Linked DNA regions of Mus musculus: region 2 is linked to region 1. A link is a loop called in an ENCODE intact Hi-C map of the cell type or tissue named here. Cell type or tissue: left cerebral cortex. All regions are shown on one strand. Each heading gives the region's core, and the rest is flanking DNA. Links, peaks and the distances in the headings are about the cores only.

Region 1 (2,918 bases), core at 285-2,784:
GGTAACCGTCTTCTATCGTAGCCCATTCTGTTTGGGAATGGCTGTAAGAGTGATGCCCGGGAAAGGCATCACCTCTCTTTTCTAGTGAGCATCCAGTAGTGGCCTTTCTCCTCCTCTTGTCTCCCTGAATTCTCAGCATCCCTGCATTTGGGGGACGTTACTTTGGCTCTTTAATGGCTCTTTCTGCTGGCTTGGCTTCTTTGACCCTTCCCCCCCATGCTGCTTGCTTAAGGCAGTAAACAGACCCCAAAAGAGATAGATAGAAAGGCAAGTCTTATTGACACACCAGCAGCAAATTGTCCAGCTGATGAAAAAAATCAGAATTCTTGGGGTGTTCTATTGAGAAAGTCCACATTAAAGTACACACAGAATGCTTGGGAAGGAGAATACCATGTGGCCTTTGATCTAGAGCTCAGGCCCATGCCTCTCTTTTGTTGGTTCTCATTTCTTGCCCCGAGTCTTGAAATATCTTCTTTGTATAGATTCCTCCCAGTTCCTCTTCTGAGGTTCCCATGTGTGCAAAGTTTGTCCATGCACACTAGCATGTCCAATGCACACTTGACCTTCCTCCCAAACTTCTTTTAGTTAACTCAGCTTCAATCCTCAGACCTCATCTGCCACTCCTCTGTATTTCTCACAGCTCATATCTAATCAGCTCTCACATCTGTCACAATATGTTCAGAAATCTGACCACTCTTCAAGCTTCACCCCCATCATTCCAATCTAAACTTCCTGCCTGTCTCCAGAGTTGCTGTAATAGTGTAATTCTTCCTTATACCACTCTCTTCCCCACGGACCAGCCAGTGTAAAGATTGCAAAATTCTGTTCCTTGTCAGACAGAAACCCATTAATGATTTCTCATTTCATTTGGTGAAGGATCCAGAATCCAACATGATCTGGCTTCTCTCCCTGACCTTTGATCTCACCTCCAGCCATCTTCTCCTTGCTTCCCTCTAGTCTATCCATAGAGGCCTTCTCACAAGGAACTTACCAGTCATAACTGCTTTTGTTCCTCATCTATCCAGAGCACCATCCTCCCTGTCCCCTACTTCATCTTTACCTCTCTGCTCAAAACCTTTATTAGAGGGTTTTCTGTGACCTATGTAGATGAATGCCCTCACCTAGAGCATGTTTATCATGCATTATGCATTCCTATTACCTAGAAAAGGGCCATCACCTGGTACAAGGTGATAGTCAGAAAAAATTTGCTCTTGGTGAAAAAAAAAAAAGAATTAGTGGATTCCAAGTAAGAAAATCATTTTGTTTTTGTTGTTTTTCATTGAATGTCTTTGATTTACTTTTGGGTTCCAGTACTACCTTGGTTAATATATAATTTATTTATTTTATCATCATGGAGAAGATTATTTATCTCAATTTACTTATTTATAAAATTAAGGGTTTTTCTAGCTAGTGTATAAGGCATGTGACCACATTTTTCTGAGACTACATAAGTGAAGCGTTTCTGAAATTCAGAAAGTGCACGCTAGGGCTTAAGCCGCTTCTACAGCCGTGTATCTGTGTTTGCAGCGCTGGGGACTGCACATTTCTTCAACACCACCTACTCACTCTGGAATCCTTCCTCCTCCTCAGCACATTCTGTACTTGTGCTCATATAAATATTATGTAGTTATGTGATATGTTGCCAGGTACAAGCTAATAGTGACAGAACACAAAGTTGTCATACAGTGTACATTGAGATATCAGAGAGGATTCAAGATTATCTGTAAAATAATCTGGCCACATTAATCTTCATTTTGCTATGTTCACTTGAGTAGAGAAGATATGCAGGAGTGTGGTGTGCAGTATTATAATCCAAGGAACACCCTTGGGGAATGCCTTACCTGTGAATTTCCATGGTTTCGTTACTGTGTTGGAAAATGGAATGGTTCAAAATCACTGGTGTTATCATGGGATTGCTAGAGGGAAGAGATGTATTCTCTGCCTTCATAGAGTTTGGTGTTGGCTGAACGGAAGATCTGTGAGTTCATACATGTGTGTGGTAGATGCTTGCTTGGTGTCTTAGTAAAGGTTTATTGTGATAAGACACCATAACCACACAATTCTTATAAAGGAAAGCATTTAATTGAGTCTGTCTTATAGTTCAGAAGTTTAGCCTATTATTAGCATGGCTGGAAGTGTGGCGGTTTATTAGTTAGGGTTTTACTGCTGTGAACAGACACCATGACCAAGTCAGTTCTATAAGGACAATGTTAAATTGGGGCTGTCTCACAAGTTCAGAGGTTCATTTCATTATCATCAAGGCAGGAGCATGGCAGCATCCAGGCAGGCATGGTGCAAGAGGAGATGAGAGTTCTACATCTTCATCTGAAGGCTGTTAGGAGAAGACTGTTAGGAGAAGACTGTCCAGGCAGCTAGGATGAGAGTCTTAAAGCCCATGCTAACAGTGAAACACCTACCCCAACAAGGCCACACCTCCAAATAGTGCCACTCCCTGGGCCAAGCATATTCAAGTCATGACAGGCAGCAGGCAGGCAGACATGGTGCTGCAGAAGGAACTGAGAGTTCTATATCTGGATCTGCAGTTAGCAGGAAGAAACAGTGAGCCAGTAGGTTCAGCTTGAGCTTCAGAGACCTCAAAGCCCAACCTCAGTGACATGCTTCCTCTAAAAGAGCCATAGGGATTCCAGCAAGGCCATACCTCCTAAGAGTGCCACTCCCAGTGAGCCTATGGAGACTTTTTATTCAAGCCATCAGATTTGATATGGTTGCTACTTGAGATTCAGGATGGAATACACATGGACTGTGATTATTCGAGTTTAGTTTAAAGAGAAAGGAGACTTGACTTGTGTCCTAAGGATCCTTTATTCTCAAGAGGCTGTTTATGCAGGACACTTTTCTTCTCTTTCCATTGTCCTAGTGTGATGGCACCTTGAATGGTACTGAGAGTCAGATGTTTG
Region 2 (2,918 bases), core at 96-2,595, 130 kb before region 1:
CTTCCTGCCTTCCTGCCTTCCTGCCTTCCTGCCTTCTTCCTGCCTTCCTGCCTGCCTGCCTTCCTGCCTGCCTGCCTCCCTGCCTTCCTGCCTGCCTGCCTCCCTGCCTGCCTGCCTCCCTGCCACCCTCCCTGCCACCCTCCCTGCCTTCCTGTCTGCCTCCCTGCCTCTCTCCCTGCCTCTCTCCCTGCCTCCCTCCCTGCCTCCCTACCTCCCTACCTCCTCACTCATTTTAACTATTTATGCTCGTTGTTCACATGCCTGGCTCTTCATTTGGCAGGGACAGGTTATCAGAGGAATCTTCTGTTTGCCTCCTTGGATGCTGATGTTTTAGCTAACTGGGAATTGAATAGGAGAAAGAGTCAAACCGAGGAATCTGGGCATGGGAAAGATTTTTTTCTTTTCTTTTCTTTTGTCCCTCTGGAGAATTGTTGTAAGCAGATATAAAGTGTCTTTTCTACTCAAACTACCTCTGAGCATTTTCAAGAATCAATTAGCTGTTGGCAGGGCAGAGAGCAGAGGCAGAATAAGGCATGTGGCGACAGCCTGAGACCCTGGCTGCACACTCTCTCACAGGCATGCTGTCCTTGATCATTAGAGAACCACAGTGACACTTCATCCCCTGGTGACTATTCCCATTACAGTCAGAACTTCAGACCAAGGGCACAGCTCTTGGGGTCTTGTTCTGCTCCAATAATAAACAAACAGTGGTGAGAAGAGACTGGGGGAAAGGGAGGCTGGCTGTCCCTTCCACAAGCAAAGCCAAGAAAAGGAAATAAAAAGGAATCAGCTTTTATTTGCTGACTTGGACTCCAGGACATCTGTGTATTGTCTGGACAGTTTTGTCATTGGCTGGACCAAGAGAAGCTTTCAGAAGAGTCTTAATTCTGAGAAGATGGAGCTCTTGACAGGAGCCCTCCTAAGCTTACAAAGTAGGTGTGACATGCCTCCTGCCAGCTGCACAGCAGGCAAAGCCTTCAACATATGCCTTTGGGGCTTGTGAGGTACAGGCTGAGGGTGGAATCAGAACACCTAAAAATGTGTCCAACTGAGCTGTCAGATAGTCACTCCACAGGAACAAACAGAGGTTCTAAAATATATGCATCACGCTAGGAACAGTTTTGGAGCTTAGAGCTCCCAGTCTATCAGTGACAGGGCCTGATAGATAGATGGGCCAAGAGTGGGCGACGGAAGAACAGGGAGATCCTGGTGGTGGTAGGTTCCAGGGAGAAGGTGAGCCTTGCCCCTCAGGAGGTTTGGAGACTTTCATACTCGTCAGCAAGCAAGAGGCTGGAGAGAAAGCTGCATCTTACATAATAGCCGAGAATTCTTATCTCCTTCTTAGGAACAAGCTGGGGGTGGTAGGTGGTAGCTATGCTGGTCTTTGGTTTTGCAATCTGCAAAGCTGAGGTGCAGTGAAGCGAGCTGGTCTGTCTTAGTCTTCTTAGCCAGATGTGCAGGCGAAGAGAGCTTCACCGCCCCTCAGCAGATTCTGCAGGAGTATCTATCTTCATCCTGGCCATTTACAACTTATACTCTGACTCTCCTGACTGGCTCCTGCAGAGGGCATCTGCAGCATTGCTGAGGGTGGCTGCCACACCAGGAATTCCTTAAACCTCGCCTCAAACTAGTGGTTTTGGGAAGTTCCTTAATTTCAGCGATGCCTCAAACTGCTTCCCTGTAAAATGAGGATGACAGCAGTCATAACAGGCTGTGATGAGAAAGAAGCATTTGCATGCCACTCCCACCCATGTTGACATGTGTACAACACGTATACACACGGCACAGCACAGCACAGACACACACACAACACACATACACATGCTTATCATCAACACCACCCCCCTGCAACTCCTCAAAAAACAAACAAATAAACAAACCAGCAGGAGGCAGGGGTTGGGAGGAGGTAGTGAGGATGTCAGCGGGGGAGGGAGCCAAGCATGAGCAGAGTACATGTCAAAATACCGTAACATGGACCCGAGACAGGACAGCTTGTAAGCACAGAGATTCAGGCTTCATCTCCAGAACCTAAGTGATAAGAGCTCGCCTTGGGAGGATGTAGCTGTAGACTCAGCACTGGGGAGGAAGATGCAGGCAGATCCCCGTGGCTCATTGGCCAGCCAGGCTAGCCTACTTGGTGAGGTCCAGGGCGGTGAGAGGCCCTGTTTATTTATTTATTTATTTATTTATTTATTTTTTAAGTCGATGTTATCTGAGAAATGATATTTTCATACTACACAAGGAAAATGCCACCATAATAGTTTTATATGGCAACCTAAAATTTTAATTATTAGAAGTTTGGGTGATTCTGATCCATTCAAGTTTAGTTTAAAAAAAATTAAAATTACATTTTATGCATGTCTGTATATGCTGCAGCACACACACGTAGGTCAGAGGACAGTTTGAGTCTCTATGTTTACCTGGGTCCCAGCGATTGAACTCAGGTTTCTGGCTGGGTGCAAACTGTGCCATCCTCAGAGCCGTTTCTCTGGCTTTCCAATCACTGTTCAGAACAAACTTCATAATGGCGGGAACTAAACACCTATGGTAAGATCAGGCACTGTCATCAGTGTGGTGTGGCTACTCCAGCATTGGCAGCTTGGGCCCAGGCAGTGTTGGTGTATCCTCTGATCTGTCTTGTCTGTGTATTTGTTGAGAGGAGAAAAGGAAATTTGTTGAAGTTGGCCCCTCTCTGGTCTTTGAAGACATTCTTTTTTTTTTTCCCCCCCTGGGTGCATGGCGCTGATAGAAGAAATGGTCAACCATGAATGAGAATGGCAGTGTGGGCGTGTCAGTGTGGGTGTGGCAGAAAGGAAGGCATCTGGGAGGAAAGCATGAAGGGAGACACTGAGTGCAGGCATGAACTCTGGGAGCACTGAGGTTATTAGTCACTCATAAGGATGTTTTACAGCGTTGAT

What was found. A loop is a pair of places that touch in the nucleus more often than their neighbours do. Peaks named below come from ENCODE experiments on the same cell type or tissue, not always from the same donor. Only the 100,000 strongest peaks of a DNase experiment are listed, where the experiment ranks them.
Region 2: a loop joins it to region 1, with 2.7 times the contacts of the local background. A loop is called at or near these places in 2 of 42 quality-filtered maps.

The regions. Positions count from the first base shown.
Region 1 is chr13:101,082,839-101,085,756 of GRCm38, forward strand. No RefSeq gene overlaps it. Among named protein-coding and RNA genes, the nearest start is that of Gm41042, 87 kb to the left of the region's middle. In left cerebral cortex, for the core only: a CTCF peak has its summit at 1,496; a DNase peak (open chromatin) is centred at 1,574.
Region 2 is chr13:100,953,701-100,956,618 of GRCm38, forward strand. No RefSeq gene overlaps it. Among named protein-coding and RNA genes, the nearest start is that of Gm41042, 42 kb to the right of the region's middle. In left cerebral cortex, for the core only: a CTCF peak has its summit at 1,553 (motif pointing right); DNase peaks (open chromatin) are centred at 284, 1,057, 1,331 and 2,003; H3K27ac peaks cover 2,424 bases.